2 separate regions of the Homo sapiens genome follow, and region 1 is linked to region 2. The links are chromatin loops, found by intact Hi-C in ENCODE. Cell type or tissue: IMR-90. All regions are shown on one strand.

Region 1 (8,000 bases), 260 kb after region 2:
TGCCCAGACAGCAGCTGACAGTCCAAGAACAGGACTGATGGCCAAAATCACAAGGGTTAGCTTCCAACCACGTGTAAATCCTACTATAAACCCAGTGAAAAATGTTGCCATTGACTGAAAGAACATTCCAATTTTGTCACCAATTCCTTCATTAATCTTGGAGACATCACTGAAAGAACAGATAGTGTTAGAAATAATTGTCAGAATTGTAAACATCAACTTTTCTCGTGAAGCCTGTTTTGAGTGTAGGGTAGTTTATGGCTAGAGTATTTTGTGCCTATGCTTTGTTTTATTTAGCAGGGTAGAAGTTTCTACTAGGATATTTGTCATTAACAACAAAAATCCATAGCCCACATGGCCCCAGGAAATGGACATCGTGTACACAAGAAGTATTCAACCTAGGAATTTCAAATTGCTCAGAAATTTCCTCAGAAAGTATCTTGTTTTGCTCTACTGCACATTCTCAGAGGATTTCTTCATTCTGGCAAAGCCCAGTCCTTCATTTAATGCTAGTCATGCAGGTCCCCCCATACCCTGTCAAGGCACTGGGAACAAAAGGATGCACACGACATTGTTGCTGCTTAGAAGGAATTTTGTCTCATAAGTACCTTTGAATGATACATTAACACCTCCTAACAGATGTGATGACATCTATTTCATTTTACTAAGGATAAGAACGACACCCAAGTTCAACATAAAACTAAATACTTACTCTGTAAGTCGGGTGTTAAGCTCCCCAACATCGTGCACATCAAACCAGCCTATCTCCTGTCGCATTATAGCATGAAAAAACTGTTTTCTAATTTTGTGTATTTGTCTTCCAGCTGCCAGGCACCAAAATGAAACCTGAATGTAAGCAGCAACCAGCACCCCAGCACCAATTCCACTGTAATAATAGGCATACCTGAAAAACAACAAGAACACTGCACATGCTCTCTGTTTCCTAATCAATGTACCTTTTCCAAAGAGACCACTCATTCCTATTTTTTCACTTATCTGGGTATCTCGCCATCCTTAACAAATAAGAAGGGGTTGTAACAAGCAGAGTTGATAGTCACCATCCAACTATGTTTGCACCAATATGGTGGAATGGTTAAGAATGATTTCTGCTTTGGCTCAAATCCCAGCTCTTCACTTCACTGTTATGTAATCTTAGGCAAGCTGCTTAACTTTTCTAAGCCTCAGTTTTCTAATTAGTAAAACAGAGATAAAAATACTCATGCATGAAATATACTTGGACCAGTGCCCAGCACATAGTAAGCACTCAGAGAATGCCAGTTACTGTGAAAGATGGTGTGGTATATTGGGGAATCACAGCATCAGGTAAGACCCACCACTGTAATATTTTTATTACATCAGCATCAGTTGATAAGTGCATTGGGTTGGTCTCTGTACATTGGGGATGAAAAGAAGTGACAGAACTTGTCAGAAAGTGGGATCAAGAAATGGAAATAATCCCTTGGCCTTTTGGGCTAGGGATTATCCCTTGGGCTATTAATCTAGTAGAGTTTAGATGCCAAGAGACAAATGAAATTTTTAAAAAGTAGTTTTATTTCATTTGCCCAACTGGCCATCGTGAGTTATCCTAAAATGCTTAACGAATCAAATAGTGGCCCTTCCAATTTAAATTCTAGCATTAAAAAACACGAGTATTGTCTTAAAAAACAGACCCTTAATCAATCTAGAAATCCTGAATTAATGTTTCCTTGCTCTGAGTTTTCATATTTAAAAAAGCAAACAGGCCAGGCGTGGTGGCTCACGCCTATAATCCCAGCACTTTGGGAGGCCGAGGCAGACAGATCACAAGGTCAGGAGTTGGAGACCACCCTGGCCAATATGATGAAACCCTGTCTCTACAAAAAATACAAAAAAATTAGCCAAGCGTGGTGGCGTGCGACTGTAGTCCCAGCTACTTGGTTACTTGGGAGGCTGAGGCAGAAGAATCGCTTGAGCCCAGGAAGCAGAGGTTGCCGGGAGCCGAGATCGTGCCACTGCACTCCAGCCTGGGTGACAGAGCTGGACTCCATCTCAAAAAAAAAAAAAGAAAAGCAAACAATTCACACCTGTAATCCCAGCACTTCGGGAGGCCAAGGTGGGCGGATCATGAAGTCAGGAGTTCGAGACCAGCCTGACCAAAGTGGTGAAATCCCGTCTCTACTAAAAATACGACAATAATAATAATAATAATAATAATAAAAATTAGCCGGGTGTGGTGGTGCACACCTGTAATCCCAGCTACTCAGGAGGCTGAGGCAGGAGAATCGCTTGAAGGCAGAAGTTGCAGTGCACAGAGATCGTGCCACTACACTCCAACCTGGGTGACAGAGTAAAACTCCATCTCAAAAAAAAAAAATGCAAACAATTCTTGGGCTTCACTAAACAATTAATTTTTAGGTTAAAGGCAAACATTCTAAAATAAAATACAGTATTCCAATATTCCCACTTTTTAAACTTCACTACTTACCATCTTCAAATTAAACTGTGTGTTTGAATCATGCAGAAGCTATAAAGATGGCTAGGTAACAAGCAGACAGTCTCTGACATTGCTGTTCACAATTCAGCACTCAGCCCATCAGGAATCTTGGGAAACAAGTTTTCCCCAAACTCTACCTTGTAACTTACAATGCATTTATCAAGGAAGATGTAATTAGAACACTAAGTTTTAGTTAACAGATAACTCAATAACTAATTACTATCTAAGTGTTCATGATACAACAAGAGATAGTATTCTATCTAAGTGTTCATTATATAGCAAGAGATAGCTAATAGAAACCCCACATCACAAGGAAAACTCATGCTTTGAGAATAAGTTAATGTATTTTAAACTGTCAGTGTATGTTTACTCAAAAGCATGTACATGATGATTAAAAGACATTCTGTTTCATTTTCCCCAATGTAAAAAACAATGCCTCTCCACAGGAATATTTGGAGGTATTTGGTCCTCAGCTTTCAAAATATGATAAAGTGTCTCCATTTTCGGCAGGGCATGGCGGCTCACACCCGTAATCCCAGCACTTTGGAAGGCCAAGGTGGGTGGATCACCTGAGGTCAGAAGTTCAAGGCCAGCCTGGGTAACATGGTGAAACCCCATCTCTACTAAAAATACAAAAATTAGCTGGGTGTAGTGACACACGCCTGTAATCCCAGCCACTTGGGAAGCTGAGACACAAGAATCGCTTGAAGCCAGGAATCGAAGGTCGCAGTGAGCCGAGATCGCACCACTGCACTCCAGCCTGGGGGACAGAGTGACACTCTGTCTCAAAAAAAAAAAAAAAAAAAAATCTATTTTTTTCAAATGTACCCAGATCATTTACACAGTAATGTAAAATCATTTTCTTCTGATTCACCTACACGTACCTTTGGACATCTGTTATAAGCTGTTCTGGAGAATAAACTTCAAGATATGTAAATCATTAACCAAAAGCTTCCCCAGTGTGAGTTAAGAATAGAGAGACTGTATTTTTTCTGGGATGTTTTATTTTATTGTTCAGAATCAGATGTTGAGTTTAAAAAAAATTTCTTTTGGCTGCTTTCATTGTCATGTCGTATGAAAACATCCAGGAAACAAATTAATAATTATAAGCCATTGAAAATAATTATTCTGTCTCTCTCTTTTTTTGTGGGGGGGTGTGGGGGACAGGGTCCTGCTCTTTCCCCCAGGCTGGAGTGCAGTGATGTGATCATAGCTCACTGCAGCTTTGAACTCCTGGGCTCAAGCAATCCTCTCACATCAGCCTCCCAAGTAGCTAGGACTGTAGCTATGTGCCACCACACCTGGCACATATATATTATAGAAAATAATGATTCTTAATTCAACTGCATTTTAAAAGACTACCTTAAACTCCTCTAATTTCCTTATATATTAATATGATATTCTACATTGATCAATGCATATATGTCCATTTTAAGCTTAACTCTAACTTTTGTATACTTTATGCAGCCAATTCTTTTCTTAAAAAGTCTACATATACTCTTCTAAAAACTATCAAGAGTATTGTTCTCCTTAAAATTTCTGTGATGATAATGCAAAGTTTTAAACATTTCTACAACTTGATGAATATAGAAAAACTTAACAATAGTAAGGAGAATGTCTAATTACCTGGTCATGTCTTCCTCCAGATTCATGAAGAACCCTGTATCATTGATATCACCTAGACCACCACAAAACAAACATACCATTTATGTCTCTTTAGTCTCCATTAAAAATAAACATGTAAAAATGAATCAAACTCATTTCATTTAATGATTTACATAAAAATAGGTCGAACTGACTCAGTTTTAATTGTGTGTAAGCATTATGGCATTCATTCAAATACTTCTCTGCTGACTGTGTGCAACCACATATACACCAACTCAGTGATGTTTATTTGCAAGAAGAAACCCACATTTGGTAAGAGGTAGTCTGTCAGCAGAAATATCAGTGTCCTTGAATTAAAATATTTTTTGGAATATCACTCCAAGATCCCACTAAAGAAAAATCTTTTGTCCTGATAAATGCCATTGAGTACTTGGTACTAAGGTATATATTTAAAATCTTAGCATTTTTCCAGTTTTATTCTTATTTAAAAATATCAAATACAAAGAACAGTGTAATAAACACCAGTGAGCTCATCACCCAATATTAGCAAATGCTAACATTTTTGGATAAAAAGTACATTATAAAAGTATTTCATAACTTTACCCCTAACACACAGACACACACACACACACTCAGACACATATACACACACGAGCACAATTCAACATTTTTGTGTGTACATTTTCAGATTTTATGTACGCATGTATATACACACAAGCACACACACTTATTTTTTAACAATGGAGTCATAGTTTACATTTAGTGGCCAAATTTTTTCCTGTCAGTATATATATGTGTGTATCTATTTTTTCAATGTTGCAACTATTTCACTTGTTTCCAATATTTTACTGTTACAAGCAATGCTGTGTTAAACATACTTATACACATATGTTATAAATGTACAAAGAGTAAATATTTTCTAGGATAAATTATCACAATCGAGACTGCAAAAAGTTATGTTAAAATGAAAGGGCCTGTTTCAGTTGAGTCTGATTTCAACTGGTATGGAAAAGAGGGGAAAAACTATTTCTAGCAAAGTGAACAATATGGACAAAAGTCAACGGCAAGTTTGAAGAATGGGTAAGCCTGTTTTTGACAGGGGTAGGAAGTGTGTTGTGTGGATGGAGGGAGGTGGTTATGTAGCTGGAAAGATAATCTGGGTCCTGCAGGTATGGTGCAAGAAAACAGACCAGCAGTTGTTCGACAGTTTTGAGCAAAATAGGATATAATTAGAAGTATGTTCTACGAGAGTTTAGCCACCAGCAATGTATACGATTAACTGGAATGTGGAGAGACTAAGGGACTTCAGCTACTATAACTATGTAGGGAAAGAGAGTCTAAATGAGAATAGAAAAGAAAGCAAATACTTATGAGACTTATAGAGGAAGAAGTTACAGGACTTAGCAACTGATAGAATATAAGTAGAGAGAGTAAAAATTTTAAAAATGATCAAAACATCAAGCCTAAGCATTTGGAGAATGCTAGTGTCATGGTGGGAAATAAGAAGTCAGCAAAAAGAGCTACCCTGGTCAGAGGAGAGATTATTAGTTTGGTCTTGAACATTTTTGTTTTGCAGTGCCTGGCACATTCAATTGAAGATGTCCAATAAGTATTCAGACCGTAACTTTCCAGTTTTAGAGACAGTTCAGATCTAAAGATTTAGGATTCATGTGCTAGAGGCCATAGCTAAATCCATCTCTCCTTACCCATAAGGACAGGCCAGCAGATAGGGAGAAAACAGCAGGCCAAGCACAGAATCCTGGAGAAAACTCCATTAAAGGGTAAGACAGAAGGTAAGGAAGAAACAAAGAGATGCAGAAGCTTAGAAAAACATGCAAGAGGGATTCTTGACTGCTTTGCCTTATGTCAATACAACAATAAACTTTTTCAGATTGAATTTTTATTTAAATCAGTTGTGAGATTTCTTCTGCTCCACGTTTTCAAAAATGAAACAGGACATTGAATAGTCAGGTGAGGATTTTTCTCCAAATCAATCTTGGGAAAGCTTACATTATGTATCTTCTGTATTTACCAGGAAATGTCTCTATATAGTATTAATTGTTGCCAGTATGTCACTACCAAATGAAGACCAGTTTTCAAGTCTAACTAAATATCTGTTTTCTACTCATTGTTTCTACCAGTTTTCTCAATTCTTAAGATAAGAAACCAAGATAATTTAAATAAATGTTCTTCAGCAATGATGTCTTCTAAGTCTACAGTCATTTCTAAATAGCTCAAAAAGTAAAAAATTTTGTTCAAGGTCAAAATTGCCTCCTTTATGTTTGTATGTCCAATTACACCATACCTATAGCTTCAGCCATCAAAATACATAGAAAACAAGTCTAGCACCAAGTTCCTTTTATTTGTGCTTCACCTTTCAAAGTGTACCAGTCAAAATAAAAATTGGGCATTCAACAAAGAAGTATAAATAATTCTATTATAAAGACACATGCATGCATATGTTCATTGTAGCACTATTCACAAAAGCAATAAACCTAAATGCCAATCAATGACAGACTGGATAAAGAAAATGTGGTACATAGATGCCATGGAATACTATGCAGCCATAAAAAAGAATGAGATCATGTCCTTTGCAGGGACAGGGAGGGGGCTGGAGGCCATTATCCTTAGCAAACTAACACAGGAAGAGAAAACCAAATACCACGTTTTCACTTATAAGTAGGATCTAAATGATGAGAACACATGGACACACAGAGGGAAACAACACACACTGGAGACTTTTGGAGTGTGGAGGGTGGGGGGAGGGAGAGAATCAGGAAAAATAACTAGTGGGTACTAGGCTTAATACCTGGGTGATGAAATAATCTCTACACAAAAACCCCATGACACACATTTACCTATGTAACTATATTAGTCTATTCGTATGCTGCTGATAAAAACATACCTGAGACTGGGTAATTTATAAAGAAAAAGAGGTTTAATGCACTCATAGTTCCACATGGCTGGGGAGGCCTCACAATCATGGCAGAAGGCAAAGGAGGGGCAAAGGCATGTCTTACATGACGACAGTCAAGAGGGCACATGCAGGGGAACTCCCATTAATAAAACCATCATCCTTTATGCAGTGGACTGTCATTGAAGGTTATCACCAGTTTGTAGGACCTCATTATCCTGGTTCTCCTACTTCCACCACTCTGATGCTTCTCCCTTAGTCTCAGTTACTGACCCCTTATGCTCTCCCTCTTTCCTACACACTGATGTTTCCCAGAACTCTATGCAGGCTCCAGGCTGACCTCAGCCACTTCCACAGCTTCAGTGACTCCAAAATATATCTAGAGCTATTCAAATCCTCTCCCTCTTCACAGTTAATGCTCTGGTTCAAGTCCCCATCATTTCTTACCTCTCCTGTAACAAGACTACTGTAACTAATCTTTCTACCCCAGTTAGGTCTTCATATTGTCCCCAGATTTTATATTTGAAAGCAAAAGTATAATCATAGTGCTTCCATTGATAACCTTCAATGACAGTCCACTGCATAAAGGATAAAGATCAAGATCCATGATACATCATATTAGTTCTTTTGCAATCTTGCCACAATATACACATGAAAGAAAATATGTTTAAAGTACCAACAATGATTTACCAGATATTTCCTTTACCCCCACACCTATCTCCTCATTTCAGTAGCTAGAGCACTGTGCAGTCACTGTCTTCAGAGAGAGCTGCTGCTGCATTAAAAAAATTTATATATGTAATAAAAGCCAAGAAGAAACCTACACGATATATATATATAAAATGTTCCCAAAGCCTATGCCTTTGAGGGTTGGAGAGGAAACTGAGCATGACAGAATATTTTGTTTAAATTTCATGAGATTAAGCTCCACCCTTTAGACTGAAAAAATATTTTCCACATGCTGAGAAGAAAATAAGTAGTTGAGAATTGCTGACTACATAGGCACTG
Region 2 (8,000 bases):
GTTAGGAATACAACTTTCAAAGGATGTGAAGGACCTCTTCAGGGAGAACTACAAACCATTGCTCAAGGAAATAAGAGAGGACACAAACAAATATAAAAACATTCCATGCTTATGGATAGGAAGAATCAATATCGTGAAAATGGCCATACTGCCCACAGTAATTTATAGATTCAATGCTATCCCCATTAAGCTACCACTGACTTTCTTCACAAAATTGGAAAAAACTACTTTAAACTTCATATGGAACCAAAAAAGAGCCCGCATAGCCAAGACCATCCTAAGCAAAAAGAACAAAGCTGGAGGCATTATGCCACCTGACTTCCAACTATACTACAAGGCTAAAGTAACGAAAACAGCATGGTACTGGTACCAAAACAGACATATAGACCAATGGAACAGAACAGAGGCCTCAGAAATAATGCCACACAGCTACAACCATCCGATCTTTAACAAACCTGACAAAAGCAATGGGGAAAGGATTCCCTATTTAATAAATGGTGTGGAGAAAACTGGCTAGCCATATGCAGAAAACTGAAACTGGACCTTTTCCTTACACCTTATACAAAAATTAACTCAAGATGGATTAAAGAATAAAACATAAGATGTAAAACCATAAAAACCGTAGAAGAAAACGTAGGCAATACCATTCAGGACATAGGCATGGGCAAAGACTTCATGACTAAAACACCAAAAGCAATAGCAACAAAAGCCAAAATTGACAAATGGGACCTAATTATACTAAAGAGTTTCTACACAGCAAAAGAAACTATCATCAGAGTGAACAGGCAACCTACAGAATGGAAGAAAATGTTTGTAATCTATCCATCTAACAAAGGGCTAATATCCAGAATCTGCAAGGAACTTAAACAAATTTACAAGAAAACAAACAACCCCATCAAAACCTGGGCGAAGGATATGAACAGACACTTCTCAAAATAAGACATTTATGCAGCCAACAAACATGAAAAAAACTCATCATCACTGGTCATTAGATAAATGCCAATCATACCACAATGAGATACTATCTCATGCCAGTTAGAATGGCAATCATTAACAAGTCAGGAAACAACAGATGCTGGAGAGGATGTGGAGAAATAGGAATGCTTTTACACTCATGCTGGGATTGTAAATTAGTTCAACTATTGTGGAAGACAGGGATTTAGATCAAGGATCCAGAACCAGAAATAAATTTGACCCAGAATTCCATAACTGGGTATATATCCAAAGGATTATAAATCATTCTACTATAAAGACACATGCACACGTATGTTTACTGCAGCACTGTTCACAATAGCAAAGACTTGGAACCAACTCAAATGCCCGTCAATGATCGACTGGATAAAGAAAATGTGGCACATATACACTATGGAATACTATGCAGCTGTAGAGAAGGATGAGTTCATGTCCTTTGCAGGGACATGGATGAAGCTGGAAACCATCATTCTCAGCAAACTAACACAGGAACAGAAAACCAAATATCTCATGATCTCACTCGTAAGTGGGAGTTGAACAATGAGAACACATGGACACAGGGAGGGGAACATCACACACCAGGGCCTGTCAGGGGGTGGGGGCCAGGGGAGGGATAGCATTAGGATAAATACCTAATGTAGACGATGGGTTGATGGGTTCAGCAAACCACCATGGCACGTGTATACCTATGTAACAAAACGGCACGTTCTACATATGTATCTTGGAACTTAAAGTATAATAATAAAAAAAAAAAGAAAAAAAAAGAAAGCCGCCTTCTACCTTTTACAAAATAAGGATTCCAGGAAAAGGCAGTAATTTATTCCAAGCTAGACTCCCCTTGTAATTATAACTCAGATGTCTACCCTTTTTCCCAGTTTTCTCTAATGTGTATGCATAAGCAGATCTGCATTATAGTGTCACAGTCCTCTTGGCTTGAGCACACTGTGGGATCAGATGGTTTTCCCCACTGCTCTTACTGGGTCACTGCTGGCTGCACTTCTCACCATGCATTAAATAGTCCACTTAACCAGCTAATATCCCTTCTCTGTTGGAGCTAGGGATAAAATGAGGAATTCCAGCCTCTCCTTCCCTAACCTTCTGATTCCTTCCGTCTCATTGAGGCACGTTTTCTTTGAAGGTTAGGGAAATTTTCAAAGGGATTAACACCATGGAAACAGGGACAAAGTCCTTTCTAACTGGGACTTTGCCAGAGTCCTGCAGGTACAGCATCAGAGCCTGGAGGGCCCTTCTCTTATGTATCCCCCAACCCAAAGAGCCTGGTCCATGGTCTTTCCAGATCAATCCCAACCATTTCCCTCAAGCAGCCAGCCCCTACCCACAGGGAACAGTCATAAGTCCTGAATCCATTCTCATTCCAACTGTGTACTTCACCCAAGTCTGCGTCATTCAGTCTGGAGGGGTCCCAGGGATGCGGCTAGGCTTTTAGCAATGCTGTACTCAGCTTGTACTGCAGGAGCAGGCAACTATCACTGCTGCTCTTGGTATTGAGGACTACTATGGTCTTGTGTCCTGACTTGCTTCTCAATATTATCTCCAGTATAACCTGTTGGCTTATCATCATGTTGTTTAAGCATGAGACCTATTAGAATAAGCACATGCATATTTCTCATAGACAGTTATTGCACTTTTTGGAGAAGAGATTAAACAAGAAAATATTTCTTTAATGTTATGAGTTGAATTGTGTCTCCCGCAAAACTCATATATGAAAGTCCTAACCCCCAGTACCTCCAAATGTTACTTTATTTGGAATATATCTGTCATTGCAGATATACTTAGATGAGATGAGGTCATACTAGAGTAGGGTGGGCCCTTAATCCAATATGACTGGTGTCTTTATAAAAGAATGCCATGACTGAGACAGACACACACAGGGAGGATGAAGGCAAAAATCTGTACAAGCCAAGAAACACCAAAGATTTCCAGAAAACCACTAGAAATTGGCAAAGAGACATAGAACAGGCTCTTCTGCACAGCCCTCTGAGGGAAAAACCCTATTGACACCTTAATCTGGGGCTTCTAGCCTCCAGGACTGTCAGACAAGACATTTCTACTGTTTAAGCCACCTAGTTTGTGGTACTTTGTAATGGCAGCCCTAGAAAACTAACACACTTAAGTGTCCATACACTGCTTTTCTCCTCTGAAATTAGGAATTCCATTATTGTGTTTGTGTTCTCCACGCCCCTCCATTCCACCCCCAGCCACCATTGCCTTGGGGCCCACCAGAATAACATGAGATGAAATGCCTTTTAACAACTGGTTTGTTACCTGTATCACCCAAAATGAGCTCTGGACTGATCATTGTTGCAAAGATTCCATTGACTTTTTGGTCATATGAAGTTTTCTTTTGGGTGGGACATGGAGTGAAGAGTGGGGAGGATGTGGCCAATATTTCTAATAATGTTAGATGATCTTGGTACTTTAGGCTGCTTTGTTTTTTTTCTAAAAGGCCAATGGCCAGCCAGGAATGATGTGTAAAGTCAGCAATGGAAATTATTAACTGTCTAGCCAACACTGTCACCTATCTTTGACCTTTTTGATGGAACCGAACTTGGGTCAGTGGAGTTGATTGAGATCTCTTGAAGAGGGCCTCCTAGCAGAGGAGCCCTCTAGCATGCAGTACTCCATGTGTGCCAGAAGGTGTCGCTCCATCACAGCTGGTACTGGAAAGAAAGCCCTGCTCCTCACTAAATCCATTTCTTTTAAATCTAAGACCAAGTAGTTAGTCAGCTGTGGCCAATTGTGTATTTTCCTCATGTCATTACCCAGAGAAGATATGATCAGCTATTCAAATTATGATTAAATTATTGAGGTCATTTTAAAATTAATTTATCTTACAGTCAGGTATTTTAAGATTCTTAGTAAAGTGTGTGTTTATGCTAGGAACTTTTCAAAGTGGGAGTGGGGGGCAATGTATGTCTTGCTTTCTTTCAGGATAAAGTTGTTCTAGAGATCTAGTTTCCAAGAAGAAATCTGTCAAAATGTTTTGAAAAAGTAAAGCCAACACTTGGCATTTAAGGGACTGCTTCAGAGACTGGAGCCATGGAGATTGACTGCCTTCATTCACTAGGTGATCTGATGGGGGAGGACAATAGTGCACAGAGGTAGGCAGGAAACAGGCTCTAAAGGTATATTTGACTGCTCTCTAGGTATATGGCACACCTTTCCTTAGATTATTCTCTTCCACTGGGGGAAAATGATCATAATGAATGGCCTTCATAAATACAGAGTTATACGTGCAGAAAGAAAAACACACCTCCTCAACCCAGCCCTTCTGGGGTGGGCTCTGGACAGACAGAAGTTAATTCTTTAAACTGCTCATCTACTGCTTATAAAGACTAATCTCCAAGAATTTCATTTTGTTCAAAGTAAAGGCAAACTGACAATCAGTGCTTCTGCTTGGAGTTTATGTTGCTAAAAAGCAGCCATCAGATTTATACTACCTATTGTTGGAAAGACACTCTAATGGGTCTGATTTTAAATATATATATATATATAAACAATAGGTTTCTGGTTAAGGCCTGGAAACAGAAAATCAACAAAGAAGAATGGATCTTGATCTGCAAAGTGAAGCACTCTCTCAGTTGAGGGAAGAGAAAGATGCTGGAGAGGTTGAACTTGGAGAAATGGTTCTCATTCCTCATATGAACTTAGACTCTTCCATCTCTGATTGTTTATCCTTAAAGGGTGTATATGTGGGGCTGGGAGAAGACATCCATTAGGAGCTTGCAGGAAGGATGAGGAAGAGACACAACCTCATTTCATACCTGTAGAGATTTCTCAAAGGATACCAGGAGACTTGGAGTGTCAAAGTCCCAGTGGGGCCAATCTGGCAAAGCTCCTCTCCTCGCTCTATGTTAAGATTTGGGAAATTGTTTATGGCAAATTATTGTCTTAAGATGCCTGTTGGAGAAGGGATGGGAAATACATTTATCTCTGTTAAGGGGTTTCCTGAAGGATAGGGTTTGATTTCTACTGTGCGATACTGAAGAAACTCCATTTATTCTCTTTCTGAAGAGAGTGGACACCAAGACCTTTCTGAAGAAGGTAGTAAGTGCCACCTACCCTTTTGCTGAAGGGAGATGGATTGTGTCCAGGGAAAGCCTTAACTATTTTTTAAAAATCTATAATGAGAACATTTATAATTAATATACAACTTAAGTTTATTTCCCCCTATATTGACATTTCCTATAGTCACTCATGGCTCTTTAGTAAAGTTGGTTACAGATTACACAAACAGTCTTTTGTTGGTTATATTATCATTGCCTCTGAAATTCTGACCACCCCAGAAATGAAGCACTATAAAAGGACAAGTGGAGATCAGATAGCAGCTCTAGTACTAAAAAACTGACCCAGGCCAGGTGTGGTGGCTCATGCCTGTAATCCCAGCACTTTGAGAGGCTGAGGCGGGTGGATCACTTGAGGTTGGGAGTTCGAGACCAGCCTGACCAACATGGAAAAACCCCATCTCTACCAAAAATACAAAATTAGACAGGAGTGGTGGCTCACACCTGTAATCCCAGCTACTTGGGAGGCTGAGGCAGGAGAATCACTTGAACCCAGGAGGGGGAGGTTGCAGTGAGCCAAGATCGTGCCATTGCACTCCAGACTAGGCTACAAGGGTGAAACTCCATCTCAAAAAACAAAAACAAAAACTGACCTTGAGGCTGGGCACGGTGGCTCACACCTGTAATCCCAGCACTTTGAGAGGCCAAGGCATATATATATATATAAACTCCTGAGGCCAGGAGTTCGATACCAGCCTGGCCAACATGGTGAAACTCTGCCTCTACTAAAAATGCAAAAATTACCCGGGCATGGTGGCAGGCACCTATAATCCCAGCTACTTGGGAGGCTGAGGCAGGAGAATTGCTTGAACCCAGGAGGTCAAGGTTACAGTGAGCCCAGATCGTGCCACTACACTCAAGCCTGGGCAACAGAGTGAGACTACATCAAAAAATAAAATAAAATAAAATAAAGAAAGAAAGAAAGGAAGGGAGAAAGTAAAGAAAAGAAAAGACAACCTGGATAATGGGATTGTCTGGAAGGGCCCACTCAAACCATAGATTCATGAGAAATAATGACTTGCTCTGGTAAGCCACTAAGTGTAGGGTAGTTTGTTATGCAGCAAAAGGTAACTAAACAGTTTGGGAGGGGGCCACGGTGGGGAGCTGAGGAGACAGCTCTTGGGCTATATAAAGCTTGTTATGAAGAGCAATAGGTCTGGGGTGGGCCTGCTCTATATTCATCTAAAATATCCTCTTTGGCAGGACAATATGAAGAAATTCTGGTATTATTGGCTTGGGTTGACCCTGGGTCCAGTGAATTGTTAGGATCATGACAATTTCCATCCTTCCTTGTCATCATTCCTGGCAAGATGGGTGACAACTGTCCCTTTTATAAAAGGGGTCTCTCACTTATCTCCTCTGTAGTCATTCATTTTTAACTCTACTTATCATATATGGTCGCAAATAAGCTTTGAAGTTCATACAATTGAGAACTTAACGTTGAGTCAAGCTCTGCTGCTTTCAAGAGTCAGATGTACCTTGCCTGGAACCTCAATTCTCACTGGTTTTGTATGTAGATAGTCAGTGAGGCTAATGCTGTGTTTACACTGGTGTAAATGAATGCTGATTCTAATAATTTTATCAGTTTAGAAAACATAACTTGTATTGGCCAGGCGTGGTGGCTCATGCCTGTAATCCCAGCACTTTGGGAGGCTAAGGTGGGTGGATTGCCTGAGCTCAGGAGTTCGAGACCAGCCTGGGCAACACAGTGAAACCCCGTCTCTACTAATATACAAAAATTAGCCGGGCATGATGGTGGATGCCTATAGTCTCAGCTACTCGGGAGGCTGAGGCAGGAGAATTGCTTGAACCCGGGAGGTGGAGGTTGCAGTGAGCCAAGATTGTGCCACTGCATTGCAGTCTGGGTGATAGAGCAAGACTCCATCTCCAAAACAACAACAACAACAACATACCATGTATCTCACTATGCATCTTACTACAACCCGCCAGTAAGTATCATTATCCCTATTTCCCAGAAGAAGATGCTGAATTTAAATAAAGGATTCCAGATTTTCCATTACTCAACATTATTTTTCATTTAGAAGCTCATTTATAAGCACTTCTAAATGTCAGTTCTATAACTTAGATAGGTATCTGGTTTCTGAAAACGAAATTTTGGGTTGAAATGTTTCAGGGAATTTTTTGTTTTATTGGCTGAAAGTGTGGCTTTAAAAAGGCAAATCGGCACCTTTCTCACAATCATAATATTGCAATTATTTTACATATATATGCACACACGTGTACACATGTATGTACATGTATACACACATACACACACAAAATCTGTAGCAGTTCTGAAAATATAGAAAGGTTTTGTTAGTGGACCATATGGGGCAGTGAATCTGCAGAAGTTGGTTAAATTATTTCAGCAGGCTTCCCTCACTAGGCATAATGGACTCAATAAAAGGAAGCGTTGCTGCCACAGATATGAGTCCCCTGCCCAGCTGGAAGTGCCACCTACCCTTTTGCTGCAGGCCATTCACTCCACGGAAAGTCCACCTACTCCCCTTGCCTGCCCAGTAACTTCTTTCAGGATGGGCCTCAGTATCACTTTAGGTTCCACTGACCACCAAAACTCCCAGCTGCTATTATTTGCCAGTCTAGACTACTACATAGAAATCACCTGGGGATTTTGTGAAACTGAAGATTCTGATTCAGTAGTTCTGGGGTGAGGCCCTAGAGTCTAATAAGTTCCCAGGTGACATCAATACTACTTGTTCCTGGACCACAGTGAGTAGCAAGGGTCTGGACCAGCATTTTCTAAAATGGGTTTTTGACACTTTATAAATTTAACCATGACAACAAACATTCATAAATGGAAAGATTTATTCCTAAACACTCCCTCAAAATACAGCTATAAATTCTAGGAAGTCTTATGTCAGTATCAGTAACTATCTTTGAACACTATCCTTTATTCCCTGGACTTTCCTTTCCATGGCGCTC

What was found. Hi-C counts contacts between places; a loop is a spot of excess contacts. Peaks named below come from ENCODE experiments on the same cell type or tissue, not always from the same donor. Only the 100,000 strongest peaks of a DNase experiment are listed, where the experiment ranks them.
Region 1: it touches region 2 in a loop (2.8-fold over the local background); 8 of 110 quality-filtered maps call a loop at or near these places.

What each region holds. Positions count from the first base shown.
Region 1 is chr7:87,566,073-87,574,072 of GRCh38, forward strand. It overlaps ABCB1 (ATP binding cassette subfamily B member 1), which reads right to left. Exons shown (of 28, transcript NM_001348946.2): 5 at 4,100-4,151; 6 at 713-904; 7 at 1-169. Among named protein-coding and RNA genes, the nearest start is that of ABCB1, 31 kb to the right of the region's middle. In IMR-90, no CTCF peak of the experiment used is centred here; a DNase peak (open chromatin) is centred at 4,329.
Region 2 is chr7:87,308,830-87,316,829 of GRCh38, forward strand. No RefSeq gene overlaps it. Among named protein-coding and RNA genes, the nearest start is that of TP53TG1, 33 kb to the right of the region's middle. In IMR-90, a CTCF peak has its summit at 3,629 (motif pointing right); a DNase peak (open chromatin) is centred at 3,662; H3K27ac peaks cover 669 bases.